Regions from separate parts of the Mus musculus genome. Here region 2 is linked to region 1. Evidence: chromatin contacts called from ENCODE POLR2A ChIA-PET data. All regions are on one chromosome and are shown on one strand. The core of a region is the stretch at or near the end of the contact, and the rest is flanking DNA. Distances in the headings are between cores, read along the strand shown.

What was found. ChIA-PET counts read pairs that join two places held with the same protein, here RNA polymerase II (POLR2A).
Region 2: POLR2A ChIA-PET joins it to region 1 with 10 read pairs in embryonic stem cell. The contact joins the promoter of Stac2 here to the promoter of Fbxo47 in region 1. POLR2A ChIA-PET finds 5 or more read pairs at or near these places in 4 of 5 experiments (Patski and embryonic stem cell).

The regions. Positions count from the first base shown.
Region 1 is chr11:97,882,372-97,886,250 of GRCm38, forward strand. Fbxo47 (F-box protein 47) reads right to left here and starts at 1,783. Exons shown (of 11, transcript NM_001081435.1): 1 at 1,552-1,783.
Region 2 is chr11:98,051,458-98,055,336 of GRCm38, forward strand. It overlaps Stac2 (SH3 and cysteine rich domain 2), which reads right to left and starts at 2,005. Exons shown (of 11, transcript NM_146028.4): 1 at 1,436-2,005. The coding sequence starts at 1,525.

The sequences.
Region 1 (3,879 bases), core at 533-3,032:
GCAGAGGCAGGCAGATCTCTGGGTCTGAAGCTAGCCTGATCTACAAAACTATTTCCAGAACACCAAGGACTACCCAGAGAAATCCTGTCTCAAAAACCAAACAAACAAATGACTATAGTTGCGCTTTACTTCAGATTTCAGTGAAATTTCAGATTAGTAATTGTGAAAATGGCTACCTTTACACAATATGTTTATTTTTATAAAACACAGCTAAGTGAAAGAAAACTAAATTCACTCATGTATTTTGGTGTTTATATTACTGTGAAAATTGTATTTATGTATTCATTTTCGACAAAAAAGTAAGGACTCATACTATTTTGTAATCTTATTACAATTTAATTCAATGCCAATACATGTATTTCTACAAGAATATGTATTTTAATATCCTCATGTAATTCCAAGTGGAAGAATTCTGATTGACTTAATTAAAAAGGTTGTTATTAATTTTAATTTTTCTTTTGTTCTCTTTCTTTCTTACCTTTTTTTTTTTCCTTATTTTCTCTGTGTAATAATGCTGGCTGTCCTGGGACTCACTCAGTAGACCAGGCTGGCCTCACAGAGATCCAGTCACACAGATCCATCTGCCTCTGCCTACCAAGTGTTGAGATTAAGGGCGTGCAACACCACTGCCATGCTTACTACAGAATTTTCAAGTATTTTTACTATAATAAAACATAAATTTGCTTTTTCTTCCAGAAACTTCCATCCTAGTCAGACTAGTGTGGGGCTAAACAACCTCCTCCCAGGGGTCTTTATCACCTATTAAGGGTATAGACATAACGTGTATGTATAATTTTTCACTTAAATCTCTGAGAGAAAAAAAACAAAAACCAACTGATCCCAGTTATTTCAAAACTTAGACTCAACTGGCGAACAGCTATAGTCCCAGCAACAAGGGAGACAAAGGCTGAGTTCGAGGTCAGCCTGGTCTGTGGGAGTCTAACAGTGCAAGTCCCACAGCAGCTGGGGTGGTTTCACAAAGAAACACTGTAGTGGAAACAAACTAACAAACAAACAAAAAGCCAACAAAACAAAAGAAAACAAAACCCCAACATTTAAGTCTCCCTTTCCTCCCTCAGACCTATTTTAGGGGTGGAGGAGCGCAGGATTTTGTGGAAACAGTACCTATTTCCTACCAAACTCTTCCTGCTTTCCCCTTAGCCTGAAGGTACGAAGCGCACAAGCCCTGTGACAATGGGATACAGTTTTTCCCTTGTGGCTCCCCGGCGGGCGTGGAACTCTCGAGCCTCCTGCCTCGGCCTCCGAGGAGCCGGTGACAGGCAGCACTGCCCCGCCCACGCACCGAGAACGGGGCGGGTCTAAGGGCGCCGACCTCGTCCCTGCCCCCACACCCTCTTCCGGAGGGGAAAAAATACCCCAGCAAGTCACCGCGCTTTGTCTTAACGTTCCTTTGCCAGCGCTAAACACCGCCAAAGAGGTCACCTAGGGAACCAGAGCAGAAACTGGCCCGCATAAAAATCAAATAGGACCTGCTGAAAAACACGCAATTATTTCTACCGGAAGTACTGGGGAATATAAAACACTTGTTACCACAGATTTCGACAGTTTTTCCGGCTACAGTATCACAGGAAAGTGGGATTTAGTCGTCTCGTCCCACCATCCTCAGATTTCACAAATACTTAAAAATAAAAATAAATAAAAAATTAAAAAAAAAAATCTCCTCAGGCTTTTCCCGCCAGATAATGGGGGCGGATCCTGCTCCGCTCTCTCCGCTCCGCCCCGGAGCTGCGTCCTCAGCTCTCGGGCGCCCCCGTCGCCTCAAGTAGATTTTAGAATTCTCCCAGGAGCCCCAGCGGGAGGAGGCTCCGCCCCCTCATGAATATCGAGCAGCCTCGCCTCCTCTGCCCCTCCCCTCATGAATATTCAGAGATCTCCCGGGAACCCTGCGGGCGGAGCCTCACCCTCTCAAGAAAGGATGAGACGCCGGGATCCTCGGCTCTTTTGCCTCCTCTCTTGAATCGCTCGGAGCACTCCCAGGAGTCCACGCACGGGAGGAGGCCCCACCCCCTCGCGAATAGAAAGAAACCTCGGCTCTTCAGTCTTTCCCTTATGAATACCCAGAACCTTCTCGGGAAACGCCCCCAAGCAGGCCACGCCCTCTCATGAATACTAAGCAGAGGCTCCCATGGTGCCCTCCTGTTCAGGGATGTTATTCGGAGTGAGGCCCTTAAAAGCCCGTGCTACCTCCATTTTAGACACCAAGTTGCTGAACGGGAGAAACGGGAGCTCTTATGGTAGGGTAAGTGGGGAGGCTGTAAATGGAGATCTCAAACTTGGAGGAGTTATACGCTCCACTACGTTTTTTTACACTCAGGTTTTAAAAAAAAGATTTTATTTACTTTACGTTTAGGAGTCCACTTTTGCTGTCTTCAGACACCCAGAAGAGGGCATCAGTTCTCATCACAGATGGTTATGAGCCACCATGTGGGTGCTGGGAATTGAACTCAGGACCTCTGGAAGAGCAGTCAGTGCTCTTAACCACTGAGCCATCTCTCCATCCCTACACTCAGTTTTAAGGCAGTTTCCGATTCACTCTTCCCCTGGGCCAACAGGATCTGTCACAAGAGCTTTTCATTAAAAAGTTGTTAGATGCCTGGTGTGATGGCATTTCCCGATGGAGGCAGGAGGCTAAACCAGCCTAAGCTACTTGAGAATCTGGCTCAACCACCCCACCCCCAAAGCCCTTAATATTAAATTCTCATTTATTTACAGATTCTGTGTCTTTTTCTTTTCTCTTTTTCTTTGAGACAAGGTCTTGTTGGGTAGTGCTAGGCTAGCCTAAACCTCTGACTCTTGCATGAGCCAGTTACAGTGCTGGGATTACAAAAATCATGATCCAGTATGCAGGGCTTGATTCAGATGGAAGCCTGCAGTGGGGCAGGCTGTCTGGGAGGCCTTAAAGATATAACAGAATGATACATATTATTTGAGACTGGGTCTCTTGTAGTCCAGGCCTCCTAGACTCCTCAGGTACATAGGCATATATATTCAGGAAAAACACCTATCCACATAGAAACACAAGAAAACCAAACAACCAGTTAAAGTAGATAACAGATACCCTGACTTCCCTGGGTTGGAGTAGCCTAGCGGTAGAATGCTTGCCTAGAACACACTGGAGCCTAGTTTCCACCCCTAGCATCCTCAAAGTCCTGACTTCCCTCTTCTAAATCTTCCTCCAGGTTTCTTTTGGAAATCTGTACCTCTTAGATGTTGGGAGCATTAGCATTAGTATGTACTTAGCAGATGTGAGGTCCCAGGTTCAAACCCCCACCCTACCCCCAAAAAGCAAAAAAAAAAAAAAAAAAAAAAAAACCCACTTTACATGACTTTTTCTGTAGCCATACTTACTTCCCCAAGTGGTGCTGTAACCTTGAGATGACCTGTCTCGTATCTCATTTACTAAATTAGGACAGATACTTCAGTACTACCTGCCCCCTGCCTTCCTTATCCTGTACCTTAATTCTTGTACTCAAACAGCAGATGAAATAATAGCTGAAGGAAGGCTTGGGTGCAAACCTGTCATTCCAACTACTTGGGAGGCAGAGGCAGGAGGATCACAAGTTCAAGGCCTTCCTTGGAGACACGGGGTTAGGTCAAGGCCAGTCTGAGGAAGTTGATAAGACCCTGTCTCAAATAAAAAGTAAAAGAGAAGGCTTGAAGGGACTAGTATCTGCTCCAGACACCCCAAGCCAGCTTCTAGGCACAAAGGGGATTTATCTGCCCCAGAGGGCAAAGGGCAGGGAATAAGAGACAAAGATAGGAGGAGGGAGAAGGGGACAAGGGAAAGGGGAAGGTATATTTGTGTGGTGGTGGGGTGTAGGACAACATGCCTCTGGATAGAGAGGAGACAGACATGGC
Region 2 (3,879 bases), core at 755-3,254, 170 kb after region 1:
AAAAGAGTTTGAGGCCAGCCCTGGATACACAGTGAGTTATAGCCCAGCTAAGGATACTTAGCAAGACTGCTGGTCTCAAAAAGCCAAGAGCCTTGGACACGGAGAGTGGCAGGGTCCCCAAGTGCAGGCACAGGGTAGCTACCTGGATAGCTTCAGTAAGACTCCATGCTAACCCTGCTCACTGCGGTGATGACCTTGACCTTGAATTAACCTCATATTCTTAAGGGTCCGGTCAAGATGGACAGAGAAGAAAGATGGTCGGTAGGAAGTGCTGTGTAGGAGCTTGTGACCCCAGAGAGCCTCAAGACACCGCCCATTTCTGGTTCTCACCACGTATTGCTTGGTCACAGGACCAGGACGGTAACAAACACCAGGGTGGAAGGGAGAAAGGAGGAAGTCTTGTCCTGAAGTCTAGGGAAGGGAGAGGGCTCCCTCCCACAGTATCCTCTCTTCCCATTTCCCGGCGCTCAGATAGCTTCCCACAGAACTTCATGAACATCTAGAAGTTGGGGAGGGGGCAGACTCATTAGGAGTGGGAGGTGGAATGTAAGCGACAGCCTCCCCCACCTCTTTCAGTGCCCGCAGTCTGGGCTCCGCCTGCCTTCATAGGAGAATAATTTATTCATTGTGACTCCCGCAAGAGTAACAATCATAGATAATTAGGGTTAATTATGACATTCATTAATTACGATGACTTCTTCTTTTGATTCTGCCCTCTCTCCTCCCCTCTCCTGGTTCTCCAAGCGGGGGGTGGGGCTGCCTCTGGCTCTGGAACCGCAACACTCCGGGTCCCCGCCCGCCACCGACGGCCCGCGCTGCCGCAGCCCCCAGCGCCGGCTTGAAAGCTGCGCACCCGGGGCCGCAGCCTTTCGGGCCCCCAGCCTAACCGGTCCGCGAGGTGCGTGCCAGGCTGCTGTGGGTCAGAGAGGGACGCCGGAGACACACAGAGGAGCACGTAGGGAAGCAAAGAGAAGCGGAGAGTCTGCACGCTCCGAGGAGACGGTTGTGGCTAGGAATTCAGAGGCAGGAGAGAGGGGGCCCCGGGGAGCCGCAGACAGCGATGTGGCGGCCCCGGGAGGGTGCGCCCCGCACGCACACACGCGCGCGTACACCGGCCCACACCCGCTACACACGGCCACACACGCCCTGCGCCTCCGCTGCGCCGATTCCCTCCAACAAAGCCGAGTTACAACCGCCCAGGAGGGAGCCGGAGCGCGTCGGCGCCTCGCGCGTTCTGGCGGGTCGTGCTCGTGTGATCTGCTCCTTGGGTCCCCTCGTCGCGAACCCTCTCCTCCTTCCCCGGCACGGCGCGCAGCCTTAGGAATCACGCGGGCCCGGTTTAGCTTCCGTAACCCCAAAGGGACCCAGCCACTGTGATCAGCGCTCCAAGTCAGAGATGCCCGGGCGGGGCCAGGCCTCGCACCCCACGACTTACCTTGGTTTCTTGGAGGGTGGAGACGGTCCCTGGGGGGGTATGGGTGGCCGCGTCATCCGGTTCATTCTCCTTCTCGCTCATTTCGGTCATGGTTGGGGTATAAAGGAAGAGAGGGTGCGGAGACCCGACGGCAGGCCCGCTGGGGTCAGGCTGTGAGTGGCGGGCGTCTCTTTGGGACTCTCAAGCCTTTCTCCAGGGGCAGCTCTTCAGTGACCCCAGGAGAAACCCTCCCAGGCAAAGCAGCCCCCTAACCCCAGGCACCAGGGGAGAAAGTTGTCGGTGTGGCAGGGGAGAGGGAGGCAATTACCCCGAGCCGCGGAAGCTGGACGACCCGGGGTGTGAGGACCAAGGGTCTGCAGAGGATGCTGCGCTCCGCGGGAGGAGGAGGGAAGTAGGGATGCGCGGATGTGCAAAGCCAGGGAACGACCGAGCTGTCCGAGTCCGGCCGGCTCCGCCGTCCTCTGCGCCCGCCCCCCATCTCCCTCCCCCTCCCCGCGCCGGCCCCAGCCTTGCACCCGGCGGCCCCTCCGCCCAGTCCTAGCCTCCCAACTTTGATTTAGGAGGTCGCCTGGTCCCTCCCCCTTCCCTCCGCCACTCCCCCGCGCAGCTATGCAAATGAAGGTTCTCAGCTATTGGCTGCGGTGGTGGCTAGGAGGGCCAGCTGGGTGGAGTCTTGGGGGGCTCGACAAGATGGGGAGGGGTTTGGAGGGTAAAGAAGCGGAGGGGTAGTTTTACAATGGAAAGCCCGAAATGGGGGCCGATAGGTGGGGAGACAAAATTGAAGGAGGGCTGGGACAATGATACTAGAGTCTGGAAATGCAAATAATTCGAGGATGCCGCAGAATAGCCGAGAGGAAAATCAAAGTTACAGCGTTCTGATAGTGCACATTGGAAGATGCCGCACCTTGACAGAGAAAAAGACCCGCTCGCCCCATTAACTTGATGCCTTTCTAGAATCTCATCAAATTATACATACCACTACTAGACTTATAGACGCTCCCTGAAGCAGAGAACAGGCTGTTTTGTGTGTGTTTATGATCCGCGTGCTCTTATGTCTGACTGTATGAGAAGCGCACGTGTGAGTTTGGTTGGCAGAGGTTAGCTTCCAGTTCCATTCCTCAGGAGCCATCTACCAAGAAATTTGAGTCTGAGTCTCTCATTGTAAGCCAATTTGGCTAGAGTGGCTGGCCGTGGAGCCCCAGAAATCCTGTCTACTTTCCCAGTGCTGTGGATTTGGCCCTTTTAAATAGAGGCTGGAGATTAAAGTCAGGCCCTTATACTTGAATGATTTTAAACTATCCTAGCGTGCCGGGGCGTGGTGGCACACACCTTTAATCCCAGCACTTGGGAGGCAGAGGCAGGAGGATTTCTGAGTTCAAGGCCAGCCTGGTCTACAGAGTGAGTTCCAGGACAACCAGGGCTACACAGAGAAATCCTGTCTCAAAAAACCAAACCAAACAAAACAACAACAACAACAAAAAACTATCCTAGCAGTCTACATTTTTTATTTTTGAGACAGGGTCTGTCTATGTCTCCCAGGTTGGCCTGGAATGCACTATGTAGCCCAGGCTGGCTTCAAACGCATCATCTTCCTGCTGCAGTCTCCCTAATGTTAAGGTTACAGACTGAAGACACCTTAATGAGTCAAAAGTGAAGCCAAACCAGGCATGGTGGTGCATGCCTATAATACCAGCAACCGAGAGCCAGAGGAAGCCATATCTCTCTGTGAATTTCAGGCCAGTCTCATCTACAAAGTAAGTTCAGACCAGTTAAGATTATAGTGAGATCCTATCTCAAAAGAAAAAATAGCCGGGCGGTGGTGGTGCACGCCTTTAATCCCAGCACTTGGGAGGCAGAGGCAGGTGGATTTCTGAGTTCCAGGCCAGCCTGGTCTACAGAGTGAGTTCCAGGACAGCCAGGGCTACACAGAGAAACCTGTCTTAAAAACTAAAAACAAAAAACCAAAATCAAAAACAAAAAAATAAAAAATAAAAATAAAACAAAACTCAAACTGAAAAAAAGGCTAGGGCAGACAGCTTTTCGTTGTGGATGGAAAATCAGGCAACCATGAGCCTTAGTTTTCCTGTCTGGACTTGAGCAGAAATGGACTTCCATTATCATCCAGGAAGTCTCCAAACCTCTCTAAGTTAGGCTCTTCTAAAATCCTGCAACACCTGAAATATGGTCACCCATAGGCCCTGGTGTTCTCTCCCCACTCAGTCTGAAGGTGCTTCCTCTTATTCCTCTTCCTCTTCTAAAATATCTTTATTCTTATTTTATGTGCATTAGTGTTTTGCCTACATGTGTAGGTGTGAGAGTGTCAGATTCCCTGGAACTGAAGTTACAGACAGTTGTGAGCTGCCACATGGGTGTTGGGAATTGAACCCAGATCCTCTGGAAGAGCAACCAGTGTTCTTAACCACTGAGCCATCTCTCCATCCCCT